Regions from separate parts of the Homo sapiens genome. Here region 1 is linked to region 2. Evidence: chromatin loops called from intact Hi-C (ENCODE). Cell type or tissue: heart right ventricle. All regions are shown on one strand. Each heading gives the region's core, and the rest is flanking DNA. Links, peaks and the distances in the headings are about the cores only.

What was found. Hi-C counts contacts between places; a loop is a spot of excess contacts. Peaks named below come from ENCODE experiments on the same cell type or tissue, not always from the same donor. Only the 100,000 strongest peaks of a DNase experiment are listed, where the experiment ranks them.
Region 1: it touches region 2 in a loop (3.0-fold over the local background); 2 of 110 quality-filtered maps call a loop at or near these places.

Annotation. Positions count from the first base shown.
Region 1 is chr15:91,312,485-91,317,873 of GRCh38, forward strand. No RefSeq gene overlaps it. Among named protein-coding and RNA genes, the nearest start is that of CRAT37, 150 kb to the right of the region's middle. In heart right ventricle, for the core only: no CTCF peak of the experiment used is centred there; no DNase peak of the experiment used is centred there; H3K27me3 peaks cover 427 bases.
Region 2 is chr15:91,651,837-91,657,225 of GRCh38, forward strand. No RefSeq gene overlaps it. Among named protein-coding and RNA genes, the nearest start is that of CRAT37, 190 kb to the left of the region's middle. In heart right ventricle, for the core only: no CTCF peak of the experiment used is centred there; no DNase peak of the experiment used is centred there.

The DNA.
Region 1 (5,389 bases), core at 241-5,240, 340 kb before region 2:
AAGGAAGTTTGTCATCATCCTCACCTCCAGCTCCAGAGCTGTCTCAGAGATTTTGCCTGGGGGAGAAGCAGGCCATACAACAGGTAGCTCCTAATCTCTTCCCAAAGGAACTGACTGCATTTGCAATAGAGAGTGGAGAAGTTCAAACCTAAGGGCCCTCTCTGGTGAAAGGCAATTGATTCATGAGTCTAGGTCTTAGGACAATACTGTCTACATGGTAGGCCAGCTTGTCTGCAGGAGAGAACTGGAGAATAAAACAGCTGGGAGAAATCCTGTTGGGGTCAGAACAAATCTTAAACATGAACCTCAGGAACTGTGTCTCTAAAGGAGTCACAATTTGATTGGATTAATTTATAAAGAAATTTATGCCCCAGGGAATTGTTGAAAACAACAGAATGTTCAGCAGGCAATTAGCAGAGTTAAACAGCTAGGAGTCAATGGGGAAAGAAAGAGAACTGAACCAATACGGTTCATCCCACTCAGGGTGACTGTGGCCATACCCAAATCTGTACCTCCCTAAGGAGCAACATCAGAGGCTTAACACTATGGAGTAGGGGTAGGGAGTAGGGGATGGGAGAAATAGACTTCACTAAAATCTAATCACTGAAAAATAAACAAGCAAATAACAAACACACGTCTTAGATGGGAATGCCAGTACCCAGCACTGCTACAATATATTATCTAAAATGTTCAGTCTCAAAAAAATATTGTAAGCCATATAAAGAAACAGCATACACTGGAGCAAAGAAGGCAATAGAAACTGCTCGTGAGAATAACCGGATATCATATTCAGTAACAAAATACTTTAAGATAGCCATTATACAAATACGTTCACAGAACTAAAGGAAACTGTGATTAAAGAAGGAAGGTAGGATGACAATGTGGCATCAAATAGAGAATGTTAACAAACAGAAATTACAAAACAGAGCCAAATGGAAATTCTGGGGTTGAAAATTACATAACTGAAATAAAACATTTACCAGAGTGGCTCAACAGTGGATTTGAAGTAGTGAGAAAAAAAATTAACAAACTTGAAAATAGATTGATAGAGGCTATGCAAGATGAAGAAAAGAGGGAAAAAAGAATGAAGAAAAATGAACAGAACCTCAGAAAAAAAATGTGGGAGACCATCAAATACATCAACATAGACATAATGGGAGTATCAGAAAGAAAGGAGAGAGAGAAAGGAGGAGAATAAATATTTAGAGAAACAATGGTTGGCCAGGTGCAGTGGCTCACACCTGTAACCCCAGCACTTTGGGAGGCCGAGGCGGGTGGATCACGAGGTCAGGAGGTCGAGACCATCCTGGCTAACACGGTGAAACCTGTCTCTACTGAAAATACAAAAAATTAGCTGGGCATGTTGGTGGGCACCTGCAGTCCTAGCTACTTGGGAGGCTGAGGCAGGAGAATGGCGTGAACCCAGGAGGTGGAGCTTGCAGTGAGCCGAGATGGCGCCACTGCACTCCATCCTGGGCGACAGAGTGAGACTCTGTCTCAAAAAAAAAAAAAAAAAAAGAAAAAAAAAGAAAAAGAAACAATGGTTGAAAAGTTTTATATAAAATTGTTGTAACAGTGAAACAACATAAAGATTTATAAAGTAAATGCTCATAAACTCTCACCCAGGATTGTGGTCTTCACCCACTATGAGGCAACCAATGTCACAGTTGGTGTGTATTCTTTCATACTTTCCTCTATGCTCATGCAAAACTAAGCAAATATACATATACATATTTAGTTTTTATATATAAAATAGATAAATGATATTCTGTTGTTTGGATGCATTGCAATTTATTTAGCTATTTCCCTATTTTACCATTTTCCTGCCAGATTTTCAACAACTATGATTCTGTTTATCTAACAGAAGCCATTATTATGTTAAATTTATTCTCAACCACATTCAGCCTGATTTTTGAAGACCACAGCCAGACTTGTATTGGAACAGGTTTAATAGACTTTACTGTCATTTGTAGGGCATGGACCAGCCTAATTTGAATATTTAGGTGTGGGAGGTTACAGTGGGAAAGCAAGAAGCATGAAAAAGACTAACTTGTTCAATATGTCATTTGGTTCAGCCTGATTGCCCGTATATCAAGTGTGATTTTGAAAAAGTTTTAGACTTTGATTGTATTACCCAGAAAAATAGACTATGAATTTTGAGGTCTGGGTTCGACTTCTAACTTAGTCACTTTTCAGTTAACCTTGGCCAGAACCTAGTGCTAGGTGGTAACCAATCACAAAATTTCAGTGGCATACAACAGTAAGGACTAGTTTATCTCACGTGTCGGTGGGGCAGCCTGGGGGTTTGTTGGGTGTGGGATAGATTGATCTAGGCATGGCTCAGTGGGGGTGGCTCTGTTTTGTGTGTCTTTTTGGGACCAGAAGGCTAGACTGGTGATGGCAGAGGGGCAAGAGAGCAAGTCCAACTGCAAAAGCACATTCTAAGCCTCTGTTTGCATCCCATCTGCTAACATCCCATCAGCCAAAACAAGACACATAGCTAAACCCATAGTCAAAGGGGCACTGCAAATTTACATGGCAAAGAGTATAGACAGATGATCCTATTACTGGGGAGGAAGGAAAGATTTGGAACCATATCACAGTCTACTGTAGTCAACTACTAGCAAGTTATTTAGTGTTATCTGAAGGAAGGAGATGATACTATCTAACTTTGTAATTTTGTCGTGAGGGTTAATTGCAATATTTCATGTACCTCCCCTGACATGTCATACATAATCAATGGCTATCAATTTTCTTCCTTTACAAAAGCTATAATGGATATTATAATTCTTTTATGTTCGAAATCTTATACGATGTTGGCCAAACTGATAACATTTAAAAGTGTGAAATAATTAAAAAATTCTTTTTCTAACATACGAGTAAAATAATGGATTTTTTCCTATTGTGTTCCTACTAGGTTCCACTTGCAAAAATATTTTTGCATAGTTGAATCCAGAGTATATGGCCATTCTGAATACTGCTATTTTAAATTTTCTTATATCAAAACATTATCTGAAGCTGCTACACTCCTTTCCCATGAATCCCTTCTTGTGGTTGTATGATAGTTTGTCATTTGTTGGACCATAATGAGGCAAACTATTTCAGGGAGAGGTCTCAAGGCCTCCGGGCTGGGCATTCGTTACCTGAGCTGGTGTCCTGTTGGTTTTAGAGCATTGGCACCTGCTGAGTGATTGTGGCAAGGATCTTAGGGTGCAGGGCTCTCGAGCTCCTATAAATCCTCCCTTCCCTGAGAAGACAAGCTAGCATACTGGAAAAGCAATAAAGTCCTCCATGTTATATTAGTGTGACTGCTGCCCGTGGGAGGACAAACAAAGCCATCTGCAGGTGCTGTCAGTGTCAATAACACATGACAGCAGGCTTCAACTCCACTGAGCTGATTTGGTGGTCTAAAATATTTGGCCACACATAGGACTGCGTCTGTGGCTTTGTATATTGGTTGAAGGTGCTACCAAAGCTCATTTGTTAAATTTTTGAAAAGCAGGTGAAACGGACCTAGAATTGGTTTAATGAAGATGTGGCTCATGAGGGCAATGAGCAGCAGGTGGGCTCTGCTCTCTGGGCAAGGTTAGTCCAGTTAAGGAAAGCTTTGTCAGCAAGCTGTTGATCTCTTTGGGGCCCAGATGGCAACCCACTGTTGCCGAGACTAGTTCCATGGCTAGACTCAAAAGGATCCATCATGTCAAACTAGGAGTTCAGTTCAGCCAGGAAAAAAACACAAAACTTCTTTTGCTTAGGATTGTCTAATAAAACATTTGCTCGTGGGTTGCCCAGGGCCCTCTGCCTGCGAGACTGGCTCACTGTGCACTCTATTCTCTGCCACATAATAACCAACCCTCCGGAAGTGGTTATATCATGTTTTGGGTTTGCCCAGAAATGTTTTGTTCAGAAGAGTCTCAGAGAATGGCCTCAGGATTCATCACGTTTTTCATGAACCTCTTTCTATTCTCCTTTGAAACGTCTCTCTATTCCATCTCTGTGCCTCACTCTGCACACTCAGCAAGGGGTCCCCGCAGGGATGGATGGATGGTGCAGTAGTGAAGAGCATGGGCTGAAGAGCCAGGCTGCCTGGGCTTGACACTTTAGCCACTCAGATGTTGTCACCTTGGCAAGTCGCTTAACCTCTTGGTGTATTCATTTCCTCACCTTTAATATGGGGATAATAATGGCACCTACCTCATAGTATTGTTTCAATAATTAATGGATTATGTAAAGTGGTTGGAGGAGTTCCTGGCAAGTGGTGTTATGTAAGATGACTACTACTATCTTGAGATCTTAATGAACATCAATTAAATGAGATGATGCATCTGACATTCTGTCATAGAGAGGACGCTGAATTATAAATATTATCACCACTAATAATGGTAATAGGCCAGGCACGGTGGCTCATGCCTGTAATCCTAGCACTCTGGGAGGCCAAGGCGCGTGGATTGCCTGAGGTCGGGAGTTTGAGAGCAGCCTGACCAACATGGAGAAACCCTGTCTCTACTAAAAAAATACAAAATTAGCCAAGCGTGTTGGCACATGCCTGTAATCCCAGCTACTCGGGAGGCTGAGACAGGAGAATCGCTTGAACCTAGGAGGCGGAGGTTGTGGTGAGCTGAGATCACGCCATTGCACTCCAGCCTGGGCAACAAGAGTGAAACTCCATCTCAAAAAAAAAAAAAAGTTAATGGTAAGATATTCAAGTTTTATCTCTTCTTGGATAAGATGTCTGAATGTTAACAGGGACTTATTGCAAAGAAAACCTGAATCTGCCTTTTCTCCAACTGAGTTTGGCTCTATAGAGGAAAGTGTTCTATGGTCACATACGTTTGGAAAATGGTGCTTGGTTGTTTGCATATGAGCGTGTGTGTGTGTGTGTGTGTGTGTGTGTGTGTATGTGCATGTGTGTGTTTCTAATACATATTCAGATCTTTGAAATATTTTCCCTCAAAACCCAATTTGGAAAAGTTTTTCCATGACCTGTCGAATGGGAGTGGAAATTTCAGATGAGGAGAATCGTTGGAGGAAGTGGAGTTCTGAACCCTTCTCAAGTAATGGTAATCAACAAACTGCCCTTCTCACCTCTAAGGGAAGTAATGGGAATTTATTAATATCTCCCCTGTGCCAGACATTGATCTTGGTGCTTCAAATGCATTATCTCTAATAAAAATATGTTAATAGCTACCATTTTTTGACCACCTGGAATGTGCCAGGCATTTTATATAATTTATCTCTAACATCCATAACATTTTAGCAGAGTAGGTATTATTATTCCTATCTTCAAGGTGAGGAATTGAGGTTCTGTAATATGTCACATGGCAAGTATTTGGAGCCCAGGTTCAAGCTCAGGTCTGGAGGCTTCAAAGCATCTCTTTGTGAAACCATG
Region 2 (5,389 bases), core at 304-5,303:
ACACTTTAGTCTCCCTTGCCCAATATTGTCCTTTGAATTTTCCCCATTGCTAACTTGCATCTTATTTGGCTGTGCACATTGGCTAGTCCATTTGGATTGTTGACCCCAAGTCTAAACTCTGTGACCTGATTCTGCTCCTGAAAACAGCCTCTCTGATGAGGTCTGCCCTCATTGGTTCTCCCAATTCTAGTGCATCTCTAGCCCTTAAGGTCAAGGGCATGAGGATTGGGTATAGTGCTTTGGAAATGTTCAGGCCTTGCAAACACTTCTGAAAGCCTTATTCACATAGATTTAAGGTATGCTTCTTCTCATTAAAAGCCATGCAAAGTCTCTAGATTGTATCTGGCCAAATGTTTCCATTGTAATAACAAACATTAAGTATGAAATCAGTGAAAACCATGAAAGAGAGACAACTCAGGGGTTACATGAGGCAACCAACTCCATCAAATTTGTAAATTGAAAAACTGTTCTTTCAAATGATTATTTTCTGAGTTCACTTGAAATCAGTCTATAGAGCACCCAATCATTTCTAAATAACAGGTTTGGGGCTTTTAAAGGAGTCAGGACATTGTGTTTCTGATTTATCATTTGTGGTGTGTTTGTTTTTCAGAGGAATAAATCAGCCTAGAATCAAATGTTTATATTTATTCTTCAGATATGTCCTGGCCGAAATATCACCAATATCTGCACTGTAGTGTGGAATTAAACATTTTCTGTTTATCTTGTCTCTTTACACATAAAATTTTTATTCTTTTCAGGGGACTGACATTAACAAGGGTACTGGTCTTGGGATAAGAAATGAGAATCTACCCAGATCCTCTCCGGAAAATCTGTTTTATAATTCCCTAAAGCTACAATTACATGCAAACTGGATTCTTGAAATAAAACACAATTGAATTTAAATGACATCTACATGAAACCCAATAACTCGATTACATTGTTTTAATGTTCTTAATGTGGTCAAAGGCAGCCCATGGCTTTATCATCAATTAGGTAAGCTTTTGAGGGAAATTCTGAAAAATGGCAAGTCCTCACGTGTGGACTGACAACTGAGCAATTTGCCTGCTGTGCTTCAGAAAGAGAGGCCAGCTCTGTGAGGTGCTGTCGAAATGACTGAAAACCACCCACTGCGGATTTCTACTTCCCTCTATGAAAACCAGCCTTCTCAGGGATTATCACCGCCAATAAGAGGGGAAAATTGCCTGCACAGTTGGTGATTGTGGTTAACTGGTCAGGGAGGCTTCACGTACTGGCTCTTGGAAAATTCATAGGCATACAAAGATGCCAAGTGACAGGAGGAGGCTGGGGCAACCTGTGACAAAGGAGAACACAGCCACTTCTTCTACAGCAAGTCTGTGTAGAGCACCTATTATGCTTGAAACGCCCTTTCAAAAAAGCACATTTCAGTCAAAAGAATAATGCTCTGACTTCTAAAAGCACCAAATGTTAATTTTCAAGGAACCATGCCTCTTTTCCTTTGATTAGATCAGAAAAAAATTGTACGTATCTGTAAAATTTAAGAATGTCTGACCAAATAAAAAAATCTATAATTATTTTTGGTTTTTAATATTTCCTCATTTTTGTTTATGTGACTAAATATTGATATAAAGGTTACAATCAGAATGGATATAATAATTTGTAATTCTTGGCTTAACAATATAGTTAGGATATTTTCTCTGCTTTTTTAATGTTGTCATTATTAATGAATGTGTAACAGCTTGTCTATTTGAGGTACCTGATATAGAAATTTATAAAACTTTTGGTTATTTCTAATTGTGGATACTAAAATCTAAAATATGGTCACTGTTCGTAATTGTTTACCATCATGGATAATAGTTAATGCAGTTTTTTTCTTCTACATAATTCTCAAGATAAAATTCTGGGATGGGAATTACTGAGGTATAAGGCATGAACCTTGTCTGTTGGATCCTCAAACAACTTCTCGCAGACTGTGCACAGCACAAGTCCAAGGGATACTATTCACAAAGCTCCTTTCACCCAAAACTGTATGTTGTGGACAGCACCCTCGGCTTGACCCGCCACGACCTGACCGTGCATAGCCACCCAGCAACCCATCTTGAAATATCAGCCTACTGTTAAGTTGCTTTTTCAAAGATTAGCCCAAAGAATTTCAAGGAAAAAAGAGAAAATCCCAGTCTCCTGCTTAAGTTATTGTTTAAGGAGTTAATTAGGGATACAAGGACAGAATATTTAATAGCAATAAATTAAAATAGGGCATTTCACTATAAAAACCAGGGGTAGTTAACAGTATAATACTTAAGATGCATTTCTTCAGGAAAATTAGGCACTTGTGAATTCAGTTAGAATTTTCAAATAATAAAAAAGTCAAGAAAAATTAAAAGAAATAAAAATAAAAGAAGAAACAAATTTAGACAAAGACACAGAAACAGTCGAAATGATAAATATCAGCCGGCCACAGTGACTCATACCTGTAATCCCAGCACTTTGGGAGGCCAAGGCAGTCAGATCACCTGAGGTCAGGAGTTCGAGACCAGCATGGCCAACGTGGCAAAACCCCATCTCTACTAAAAACACAAAAATAGCTGGGTGTAATGGCAGGCACCTGTGATCCCAGCTACTTGGGAGGCTGAGGCAGGAGAAACCCTTGAACCCAGGAGGCAGAGGTTGCAGTGAGCCAAGATCACACCACTGCACTCCAACCTGGGGGATAGACCAAGACTGTATCTCCAAAAATAAATAAATACAAAAAGATGAATGTCATGACAACATCCCTAAAAATCCTAACAAAGTAGACTGATTGTTGATAAATCTAATAAGCAAATACAGAAAAATATCAAATGAGCCATATAAACTGAGAAAGGGTAAAAAAAGAATATATTACTTTTAATGCCATTACTTTTAATGGCAAAATACTGCAATTTCTTTTGCACCAACCTAATAAAAATGATTATGAATACCATGTTAATAAATGATATTAAATTTGAAAATGGCAATGAATAATATGTCCAATTATAGACCCATAAATTCAAATATTCATGAAGGAAGTAAAGAGTCTAAGCAGACATATGACCAAAAATAAATGCATACAATGACAAAGATATTGGAGTTTACCAGTTTAGAAAAAACAGAATCTCATTCTTAAATCATTTCAGACATCCAATGAATAAATAAACCACTTGTTACATAGATAAATTGATGGCAAAAATAAGATCCGATGATAAAACTCTTCTTATAAGGCATATTTTACTGATTCCTAAAGTTGGAACAGATGCTATAAACATTTAAACCTGTAATAACCACAAACTGCTCATTTTATATTAATTATATTATAATATAATATGATTTCAACCATGTTAGGAAACCAGCACTGCATGTTACAAACAATGAAACTGGGAAGAAAAAAATGTCAGAATATTCAGAGTGGTTCACTCTGGATTTAAGTGAGTGATTTCATTTCTGCTTATTCTTTGAAGGTTTCCCTATTGCCTCTGAATTGGTGGGGGAAGGCGGGCTCTCAGAAGGTGAATTGTGTCCCCCACAAAAATTCATATGTTGAAGTTTTAACTCCCAGTACCTCAGAGTGTGACTATTTTTGGAGACAGAGTTTTTAAACAGGAAATTAAGGTAAAATGAGGTCATTAGTGTGAGCCCTAATCCAATATGACTGGTGTCCTTTTGAGAAAATGTGGGAAGGAGATGTGAAGAAACAGGGAGAAGACAGCCACGTACTAGCCAAGGAGAAAAGCCTGGAATAGATCCTCCTGAGAGGTGAAGGCAGCTGGACTTCTGGGTCGGGTGGGGACTTGAAGAATTTTTCTGTCTTACAAGAGGTTTGTAAAATGCACCAATCAGTGCTTTGTAAAAACGCACCAATCAGCGCTCTGTGGCTAGCTAGAGGTTTGTAAAATGCGCCAATCAGTACTCTGTAAAAATGCACCAATCAGTGCTCTGTGGCTAGCTAGAGGTTTGTAAAATTGACCAATCAGCACTCTGTAAAATGGGCCGATCAGCACCCTGTAAAATGGACCAATCAGCACTCTGTAAAATGGACCAATGAGCAGGACATGGACGGGGACAAATAAGGGAATAAAAACTGGCCACCCCAGCCGGCATCAGCAACCAGCTCGGGTGCCCTACCACAGTGGGGAAGCTTTGTTTTTTCACGTTTCAGGATAAATCTTGCTGCTGCTCACTCTTTGGGTCTGTGCCACCTTTAAGAGCTGTAACACTCACCATGAAGGTCTGTGGCTTCATTCTTGATGTCAGTGAGACCACGAACCCACCGGCAGGAACAAACTCTGGACGCACTTCCTTCACAGCTCTCAGAAGGAACCAAACTGGCTGACACACTTTGATCTTGAACTTTAAGCCTCCAGAACCATAAAAAAATACATATATATGTATACATTTATATAAAATATATATAAATTTTGGTGGTGGTGTTTAAGCCTCCCAGTTTGTAATACTTTTTTAAGGCAGTCTTCGTAAATGAACGCAGGGTCCTCCCTTTCTTCCTTCCTTCCTTCCTTCCTTCATTCCTTCCTTTCCTCCCTCCCTCCCTCCCCCGCTTCCCTGCCTCCCTCCCTTCCTTCCCTCCCTCTCCCCCTCCCCATCCTTCCCTTTGTCCCTTTCTCCCTTCCCTTCCCTCCTCTCCCCTCTCTCCATCCCTCCCTTCCTCCTTCCTTCCTTCCTTAGTAATTTCATTGGAGAACTTGAAAACAATTTAAAAAGCATGTATTACTTCTACATACAAATTTTCATTATGCTACTTGTCAATACCCGTGGGGGCAGTGATTTGAATTACTGGGAGCTATATTAGCAATGTTATACTCGGTATTTGGAACAAACAACCCCAGCTAAGGGAAAGCCACTGGACTAGGTAGCTATAAGTCAATTCTGTTTTAGTGGCTTTGAGCTTTTTTCATCAAGTAATAAAGATGAAAAGAATGGATGGGCATCTTTGTGCCAAGAATAGTGTCAGTGGGAATAGAAAAGGAAAGGTCATTACCTCTGCATATAAGTTCCATCTGATCAAAGCTGAATTACTCAGTGATGTCAGGTTTTTATAGCTGTTCTTTTATAGCTATAAAAATATCTCTACTGTTGATATTCCTGAAGGGAAAATAATGCAGTTATTGCCAGGCTGAAACCCTGAAGCACAAAGCATCTTTATCCCCGTTGAATCAATTGCCTTTATAATTCAAGTCTTGGTAACGCAAGTATTTTAAAAAAATACTATAATGGAAAGAAAATTTGGTTATGCATTGAAAGAGAGAACCCTACAAGGATCGAGTAGGCGATTCATACCCTGCAGCATTTCCAGTCCCATCAGGGGACCAAGGCAGGTGACTTTCATAGTAGATGTACTGATGTAAACTTCACTTCCACAAAGAAATATGCTCTCTGC